Regions from separate parts of the Homo sapiens genome. Here region 1 is linked to region 2. Evidence: chromatin contacts called from ENCODE Hi-C or POLR2A ChIA-PET data. All regions are on one chromosome and are shown on one strand. Each heading gives the region's core, a stretch centred on a gene start or an enhancer-like site at or near the end of the contact. The rest is flanking DNA. Distances are from core to core; before and after follow the strand shown. Region 1 overlaps LIPC (lipase C, hepatic type). Region 2 overlaps ADAM10 (ADAM metallopeptidase domain 10).

Region 1 (4,684 bases), core at 112-2,611, 250 kb before region 2:
AAGAGAGTGAGACTCTTGTCTCAAAAAAAAAAAAAAAAAATCTTGCCCCTTCCCTCAAGGGGCTCACAGCCTGTGGGAGAGGGAAAATAGATATAATTATATTTAAAGAATTATAAAACAAATTGTATAAATTTAAAATTATAATTAAATCATTGTAATAATTTAGATCAGAAAAAATAAAGGCAAGTAAGTGCCAGGCATGGGGCTAAGCATTGTACTCACCCACTGTATTCCATGTTGTCTTCACAACGGCCTTATGAGGTTTGCTAGTATTGCCCCCATTTTACCAAGAAACTGAGGCTTAGAGCATTCAAGCTAGCCAAGGGCTAAGCCATGACTCAAACCCAGGTGTGTCTGACTACGGCTGTTACTAAGAGGGGAAGGGAATCATCTGAACTTGGGTTTCACTCAGAAAGGGGCATGGTTTTGTTAACTTTGAAAACACTACCACCCTACCCTCTAGCACTGGCAGAGGGGAGCTGGACGCCTGGACAGCTGGGGAGGGGGAGGACGGCAGCCAGAAGCAACAGCCTCTGCAGTCCCAGCAGCTGGGACCTCATGCCTCAACCAAGGATCAGCACTGGGTATTGGCTCAGAGTAGTGAAGGCTGCTGGGGGCCTGTGTTTCCTGCATTTCCTATGTTTATGCTGCCAGGGTGGGTTTTATGTGACCAGAGAGAAGCAGGGAAAATTGCTGAGAAGTCAGAGATCTGCCAGGGAATCAGTGATGAGCCCCAGGAAATGCTTTTTGTCTAAAAATATGCCATTTCCGAAAGGAAAACAGTCATTAGAGGGTGTGAGAAGCCCTCGTGGTGAGGAAAGCAAAACTGTAAGACTCAATGGGAGGCCAGTGGAACAACAGAGAAGCCCATTACCCACCCACTTCCTGTGCGATTAACAAGACGTTTGGAGGATGAAAGGCAAGCAGACAAAATGACAACCCACAGACACAACTCCAGGGGAAATGTCTGGGGACAGCATAGGAAGACGCAGCAGGGAGGTAGGAGGAGAAAAAACTGCTCCAGTTAATATCTTTCTGGCATCGGCTGGTTCAGCTATAGATTTGGCTAAAATTACCTGTGTACTTACTAGACGCCAGGCAGTTAGGGGGCTTTGCTTAAATCACTCTCCTGCATTCTTCACACAGCACTTGATGAAGGAGGAAAGTGAGTCTTGGAGGTTAAGTGACTTGTCCAAGGTTACACAGCTGGGAAGGGAGAAAGACATGGCTCCATCCCAGGTTCCCTGATCCCAAATCTCCCCCTCATTGCAATGTACCAAGCTGCCTCCAATAAGATCAAGAGTCTTGACGATCCCCAAGCTAGTCCACTCAGTCCAGTTTTCCTGCCAGACTATAGCTGTTTTGCATTCCTTATCTTGTGTTGAAGCAAACCAGGTAAGGAAACTCCCCACCTTTTTTATTAATGACTCATTTTCAGCCAAAACACATTGCAGCCACATCAGGTACATGTGCCCACTCAGCAAAGACGTACTGTGAGAAAGTAACATCTAAGTTACTTGGTCCAAAGCCCTTCTACATCAATCATCAAGCAACCAACCCTCCTTTGCTGAAATCTCCAGGGGACTAGGCCCTTTGGTGGGGGAAGAGGGGACGGTTTCTTCAGGGGCATCTCACCCCTGGGAAGTGCATCCTCTCTGCTGGGGGCAGTAAAAAGGCTTTACGTGGGCCACTGTGGCTCATGCCTGTAATCCCAACACTTTGGGGGCCCAAGCAGGGTGATTCACTTGAGCCCAGAAGTTTGAGACCAGCCGGGCAATATAAAGAGACCCCATCTCCACAAAAAAATACAAAATTTAGCTGGGCTTGATGGTCCCACCTGTGGTCCCACTTACTTACTTGGGAGGCTGAGGCAAGAGGATCAGAAGGTCAAGGCTGCAGTGAGCCATGATTGCACCACTGCACTCAAACCTAGGCAACAGAGCTAGACCCTGTCTCAGGAAAAAAAAAAAAAAAAAAAGAGGCTTTTCACGAATTTCACATTCCACCCTCCACCATCTTTGATGTAGGTAATTTATCAGCATTTTGTAGAGGAGGAAACAAGGTCTCCCCTACGTTGAGCCCAAATCAGTTTGACCTTGGGGAACACAGTGAGCATCCCTGCGTGGAGGTACGCAGGATCCCTGAGGGTGACAACCTTCGAGGTCGTTCCCTGGCCTCTCTGCCCAGGGTGAGCATCCTCAGAGACCTCAGCTCTCCTCTCAGCATGCAATTCTCCTCCACTCATGGCCCTCCCAGCTGCCCCTGGCTTCTCAAAGCTACTCCTGCATGGAGGCAAGTACAACTAGCCAATGAGCCTCCTGACCTGCCCCATCCCAGAGAGCAACTGCTGCTAGGTCCTCGTGGATTCTGGGCCTCTGTCCAGTGACCAAAGGAGAGGACACATCTCCAGCTACCATCCCTCCACCTATTTTCTAAGGAAACCAATGAGTTCTCAAATGCCACCTGTGGTGGCCCCTTCTCAGCCCTCACCCTGAGAGGCCTTCCCCAAGTCAGAATTTCCCACAGGGGAAGTTACTGTGGGCTTCTCTCTCCTTCCCCCACCTCATGTGGTCAGGAAGTCCAGCTGGCTTTTTCTCCTGTCTGTCTCTCAAATGTGTCCCCTGGCTCCCCTCCATTGCCACTGCCCTCTTCAGTGTCTGGCCTGTGCTCCCACAACAACAGGCTTGAAGCTGGCTGCCCTCTCCCCTCCATCTTCCACACCATAATCCAGGTGATCCTTCTAAGAGGCAAAGGTAATCATGTTTCTTCCCTGCTCAAGATCTGTCAAAAGATTCTGTGGCCTCCATAGAAAAGGCAGACAGCCCGGCCACCCAGGCCCTTCACCATCTGCCTCTTGACCATCTCCAGTGTCCTGCAGTGTCCTGAATATACCTTTTCCCTGCCTCTGCCCAACACACTCCCGTTCTTTCAACACCCAACTCAACTATTACCTTCTCTCCATCAGATCTTCCCTGAACCACCCCCCAGAAACAAAGGTGACTGTCCCCTCTGGTTCCCCACAGCCACCCCACCACTTACCCCTGTGCTCAGGCACTCCTGGAGCACTGCATTGCAACCATTGGCTCACACATCTGTCTCTACCAGCAAACCACTAAACCGTGAATAAGTGGCTTCCTGAGCCAGGCCTTGTGCAATGAATGGATTTGCAACAAAGGGAGCCACTGAGAGATTACATGAGCCAAGTCATGGCAATTAGTCCCCATGGAAGCAGCAGCTCAGGGCAGGGTCCAGACTTGGGCAGACTTAACTATGCAGGACATTCCATTAACAATAAGCACCACTCTGAGCATTTCCTATGTGCCAGGAACTACGTGAAGCTCTAGATTCTGTCATTAGAAAGGACTGAGTTAATTAATGGAAAGCAGGTAGCACAGTGCCTGACACAGTATAAGCACTGAACACACGTTAGCAAGAAAAGTGACAGATCATTTACGGGATGGTTCTTACACCAGGCAGCGTGCCAAGCACAGTCCATACATTGTCTCACTCTTCATGACAACCTTAGGAAGAGAGCAGTCCTGTTTGTCCCCATTTTACAGAAAAAGATACTGAGTCTTGGCTAGGCTAAGCGATCTGCTCAAAGTCTTCAGCTCGGAAGTAGTGGATTTGGTCTTCCATCCCCAGTCCATCTGCTCTGGCACCCAGGTTCTCAGAGTCTCTGGTACAGCAGGGTGCCAAAGTCCAGTTGAGAAGAAAGCAGGCCAGGTTTTTCAGGCACAGCCTGATGAAATATCCAGGGGAAACACATGGGACTAGCAGGCTTCTTTTTCTGTCCCATTTAGTCTAATATCACATTTAACACACCATCCTCTAAGGGACAGAAGTCACAGGAAGCCATGCAGTCTGGTTCCTCCTGATTTCTCCTGTGTGCCACATAGTTATGCTTCCTTCTGGGAAGGTGTGAGTTGGAGTCAGTCCCCTCCTGCATGCAGCTGGGGAAACTGAAGCCAACACCATTTTAGTTACTCACATGGAGCTAAGACAATCATACAAAACTCAGGCATGGGGTCAGCCCACCAGCAGTGTGGACCTCACCCTGCCGGCTGCGTTCCAAATGACAGTGGCATGGTGCCACAGAAAAAACGTGAGGTGTGCAGCTGGACCCCCAGAAGCCCTGACTCTGCCAGGTGCTAGCTCTGGGACATCTTGGGCAAGCCATTTGGCCCGAGTCTTTTTCCCCACCTATGAAACAAGCCAGAGAGCTCATTCCTCACAAGGCTGTGGTCAGAATGTGCCTCTGTACTTGAGAAGCTGTAAAATGTTCCTCAGTTGCTGCCCTTAGTAGGGAGCTCAGAGGAAAGCTAGTTTTGCCTGTGCGTTTCTGTCGGATTGCCCTGTACCCAGGGCACGTCCTGCTCTCTGACAACAATCAGGGTCATTCTAACTCAAATCAAACAACCTGGTCTCAGAACTGGTCTTGCACCACCATGGTGTTAAGCTGCCTTCCCACTTCATCCATGTTTGCTAAGCCGGGTGGGATCTTTCCCCTACAAACTCCTATAGGCGGCCACATTTTTCTTTTAAAGATATTTTCCCTTCGACTATAGTCCACAGGCATCAGAGGATGAAGCTAGCAGGTTGTCTGTATGTAGACTTTCTTCCAGGGAGGAAAGCAGCTTTGCTATCTCCTACCTTTTTAAACAAAATCTGCCTTGATTTTGTC
Region 2 (4,648 bases), core at 1,601-4,100:
GGGAGGCTGAGGGGGGTGAATCGCTTGAGGTCAGGAGTTCAAGACTAGCCTGGCCAACATGGTGAAACCCCACCTCTGCTAAAAATACAAAAAATAGCTGGGCATGGTGGCAGGTGCCTGTAATCCCAGCTACTCGGGAGGCTGAGGCAGGAGAATCGTTTGAACCCGGGAGGCGAAGGTTACGGTGAGCCAAAACCGCACCATTGCAATCCAGCCTGGGTGACAAGAGCAAAACTCTGTCTGAAATAATAAATATATATATGTAAATAATAGGCCGGGCACGGTGGCTCATGCCTGTAATCCCAGCACTTTGGAAGGCCGAGGCGAGTGGATCACCTGAGGTCAAGAGTTCAAGGCCAGCCTGGCCAACATGGTGAAACCCCCGTCTCCACTAAAAATAACAAAACTTAGCCTGGCGTGATGGCATGCATCTATAACACCAGCTACTCAAGAGGCTGAGGCAGGAGAATCACTTGAACCCGGAAGGTGGAGGGTGCAGTGAGCCAAGATCGCACCACTGCACTTCAGCCTGGGCAAGAAGAGCAAAACTCTGTCACAAAAAATAATAATAAGTAAAAATAAATAAATAAATAATACAAAAAAACTAGCCAGGAATGATGGCATGCACCTGTAATCCAAGCTACCCAAGAGGCTGAGGGAGTATCACTTAATCCCAAGAGTTCAAGGCCACAGTGAGCTATGATAACGGCCAGTGCACTCCAGCCTAGATGACAGAGACCCTATCTCAAAAAAAAAAAAAAGAAAAGAACTGAAATCAAATAAAAAAAGATAAGCAATTTGGCTGATACATGCTCATGAGTGTCAGTTCCCTTCCCAACTTCATGCTCTGTAACATTATGTTTGTAGCTTGAAATCAGCCATGAAGGGAGTATTTACACCACCATGGAAACTGACATTGAAAAGGCTACAAATTTGAGAACTTTTTTTTTTTTTTTTTTTTTTTGAGACAAGGTCTGACTTTGTTGCCCAGGCTGGAGTGCAGTAGCACTATCAAGGCTCACTGTAGCCTTGACCTCCAGGGCTCAGGTGATTCTCCTACATCAGCCTTCCCAGTAGCTCAGGCTACAGGCACGCACCACTATGCCTGGCTAACTTTTGTATTTCTTGTAGAGACAGGGTCTCACTGTGTTGACCAGGCTGGTCTCAAACTCCTGGGCTCAAGCGATCCTCCTGCCTCAGCCTCCCAAAGTGCTGGGATTACAGGTGTGAGCCACCATACCCAGCCAAATCAGAGGATTTTTTTTTTCTTTTTTCAAGACAGTGTGCTAAATACAACACTGGTCATAACCTAATAATATAATCTTTCAAACAGGCAGCCAAGGAATGAAATAATATTTTAATGAAAATGTAGGAAAGCATGGCACACTGGACTTCTGATGTTGCCCCTAGCCCTCAGATGCCACACAATTCACTTATTTAAAAATCTCAAGAGAATGGGAGTCCTGGAATTCTCAAAAAAATTATATATGATCACAGCCCCGTGACTGCAGAAACGTGAATAAAACACAAAATAATCAGCCCCTCAAACTAAGATTGGAAGGCGGAAAAAAAATACACTGGTCTCAGAGGCAGAAAGAAAAGAAAAAAGAAATCACAAGCCGGGTGTGGTGGCTCATGCCTGTAATCCCAACAATTTGGGAAGCTGAGGTGGGTAGATCACCTGAGGTCAGGAGTTTGAGACCAGCCTGGCCAACAGAGTGGTGAAACCATAGTGAAACCCATAGTCTCTACTAAAAATACAAAAAAAAATTAGCCTGCCGTGGTGACTGACGCCTGTAATCCCAGCTACTTGGGAGACTAAGGCAGGAGAATCTCTTGAACCCGGGAGACGGAGGTTGCAGTGAGCCAAGGTCACGCCACTGCTCTCCAGCCTGGGCAACAACAGTGAGCCTCCACCTCAAAAAATAAAAAATAAAAAATAAACTCACCCACTTTATATCATAGCAAAAAGAATAACTGGGTAGAGAAGAGACACACAACCATGAACATAACATTGTAAAAACACACTGGAGAAAAAAACCATGAAAGAAACAATAAAAGGAAAATAGAAAAAGAATCCAATTGAGAAGAAAACAAACGACATTTGGAAACAATCCTAGACAAAGCAGAATCAGTCTTAGATTATATTAAGAAATTCATATTGGCCAGACGTGATGGCTCACACCTGTAATCCCAGCACTATGGGAGGCCGAGGCAGGTGGATCACCCAAGGTCAGGAGTTCAAGACCAGCCTGGCCAACATGGTGAAACCCTGTCTCCACTCGGGAGGCTGAGGCAGGAGAATTGCTTGAACCCGGGAGGCAGAAGTTACAGTGAGCCGAAATCGTGCCATTGCACTCCAGCCTAGGCAACAGAGCAAGACTCCGTCTCAAAAAAAAAAAAAGAAAGAAATTCATATTAATTTTCCTTAGTACAACAACATTGTTATTATAAGGAGAAGGTTCTAAATTTTGGGAGGTTCATTTTAAATATTTAAGGGTAAAATGACACGATGTCCATAACTCACACTAGACAGATTCTAGGGTGGGAGGCAGGGTAAAAAAGAAAAAAATATGCAAATTATTAAATCACTAGCTACTTCAGGAGTAATAGAGACTGAATTTAGCCTACCACCATAAACAATTAGAAAACTAGATAAAAGATGTGACAAGAGAAACAAATGAAGTGAGATCTACTACAACTGGCCCAGCTTACTGCCTGTAAGCAGTCTCCAGGCCAAATGACAGGGAGAAGAAACCAAGAGCCTGAAGTTTCCACTTAATTGAGACAACCTCTGAGTTCAGGGAGATCAGGTATTTAGAATCTATGTGCCAGAGTGTCAGAAAGGAGGAAGCTGAACAGAGAGAGAGCTCCAGCCACCTCAAGTGGGGGTTCCCTAAGGGTTTGGCTGACTACTGATCTAAGCATGTGAGAAAATAAACTCCCGCCTCAGAAAAAATGAACCACCAGTAGAAGGAAGCAAAACAATCCTCAAAGCTCACACAGGGCTGGAAAATGTTCATATTTCTACCATCTAGAGAAGAAAGACCTTGTAATGTATGGAGCATTGCTACAGTCCTCAGAAAAATAACACCTTACTAGTGGAGTGAAATTAGCCACAGAGCCTGGGCACGGTGGTTCATACCTATAATCCCAACACTTTGGGAGGCCAAGGCGGGTGGATTGCTTGAGCCCAGGAGTTCAAGACGAGCCTGGGCAACATGACCAAACCCTGTCTCTACTAAATATAAAAACTAGCTGGGCACAGTGGCACATGCCTACAGTCCCAGCTACTCGAGAGGCTGAGGTAGGAGGATTGCTTGAAGCCCAGGAAGTCAAAGCTGCAGTAAGCTATGATCGTGCCACCACACTCCAGCCTGGGCAACAGAGCAAGACCCTGTCTCAAACAAAATAAATAAATAAATAAATCGTATTTATTATATGAATATAAAAAATAAAAGAAAATTAGGCATGGTAGTGCATGCCTGCAGTCCCAGCACTTTGGGAGGCTAAGGCAGGAGGACTGTTCAAGGCCAAGAAGTTCAAGATCAGCTGGGCAATATAGCAAGACCTTGTCTCTACCAAAAAAAAAAAAAAAAAGTAAAAATTAGCCAGGAATACTTTTTATTGCACACCTGTAATCCCAGCTATTCAGGAGGCTGAGGCAGGAGGTTCGCTTGAGCCCAGGAGTCCAAGGTTGCAGTGAGCTATGATCACAACAGCCTCAGCAACAAAGTGAGACCCTGTCTCAAAAATAAAAATTAAAATTAAAAATATAAATAAATAAACAAAAACCACATAAAGGCATGTCATAAGCTAATGACTAAAAACTAGGGAGAAAAAAAAATTCTTAAAATCATCTGTGGGTAGGGAAGCACTAAAGGAGCCAGAAAAAAAAGACACATTTTATAAACAGAGGAACAAAGATAAAACTGACAGCACACTCTATGTTAAGTCAGAAGAAAATGCAGCCACATATTTAAAGTACTACAAGAAAAAAAGAACTCTATCAACCTAAGATTCTATAGCCAGTGAAAATAACTTTCACAAATGAAGGTGAGAAGAGGAGGTGAAACGAAGCCCTTCTGGGCTTCAAAGCTTACAATGCATCACTAGTAGCCTCCATTAATAGAAATGATAAAGTTTTTCAGATAGAAGGAATAATACCAGATGGAAACCTACACTGATGCAAATAATAAAAGTGACAGAAATAATGAATATATAAGAAAATAAAAAGGATTTATTTTCTCATTTTTAATCTCTTTCAAAGTTAAGCGAATACATTTTTTAAACACACAATCTACTGTGGAATTTATGACACACAGAATTAAAATGTGTAACAATAACAGCACAACAGAAAACAGAGGAGAAACACAGTGTACATATACTCCATATGAAGTGAAGTAATATTATTTGAAAGTATACAGTGATAAGTTATAGATATTGTACACTGAACAACCTCTAAAAAATACAACAGGTATATCATCATAAAGCCAATAGCAGAGATAAAATTGAATCATTTTTAAAAGTTTATATTGAGAGGCCAAGGCGGGTGGATCACTTGAAGCGAGGAGTTCGAGACCAGCCTGGCCAACATGGTGAAACCCCATCTCTACTAAAAATACAAAAATTAATGGGGCATGGTGGC

The links. Hi-C counts contacts between places; a loop is a spot of excess contacts on that map. ChIA-PET counts read pairs that join two places held with the same protein, here RNA polymerase II (POLR2A). Pooled maps may share reads with other maps.
Region 1: a pooled map shows a loop between it and region 2 (2.7-fold over the local background). The contact joins two enhancer-like sites. A Hi-C loop is called at or near these places in 2 of 50 pooled maps. POLR2A ChIA-PET finds 5 or more read pairs at or near these places in 3 of 52 experiments (HepG2 and activated T-cell).

Annotation. Positions count from the first base shown.
Region 1 is chr15:58,472,555-58,477,238 of GRCh38, forward strand. The region is part of intron 1 of LIPC (lipase C, hepatic type); the gene reads left to right. The region is part of intron 2 of LIPC-AS1 (LIPC antisense RNA 1); the gene reads right to left. Among named protein-coding and RNA genes, the nearest start is that of LIPC-AS1, 24 kb to the right of the region's middle. Within about 2 kb of position 1,362, at least 10 of the 41 ENCODE cell types and tissues checked have a DNase peak (open chromatin) inside an H3K27ac peak, as active enhancers do.
Region 2 is chr15:58,721,786-58,726,433 of GRCh38, forward strand. The region is part of intron 1 of ADAM10 (ADAM metallopeptidase domain 10); the gene reads right to left. Among named protein-coding and RNA genes, the nearest start is that of ADAM10, 26 kb to the right of the region's middle. RefSeq lists an enhancer at 2,578-2,797. Within about 2 kb of position 2,851, at least 7 of the 41 ENCODE cell types and tissues checked have a DNase peak (open chromatin) inside an H3K27ac peak, as active enhancers do.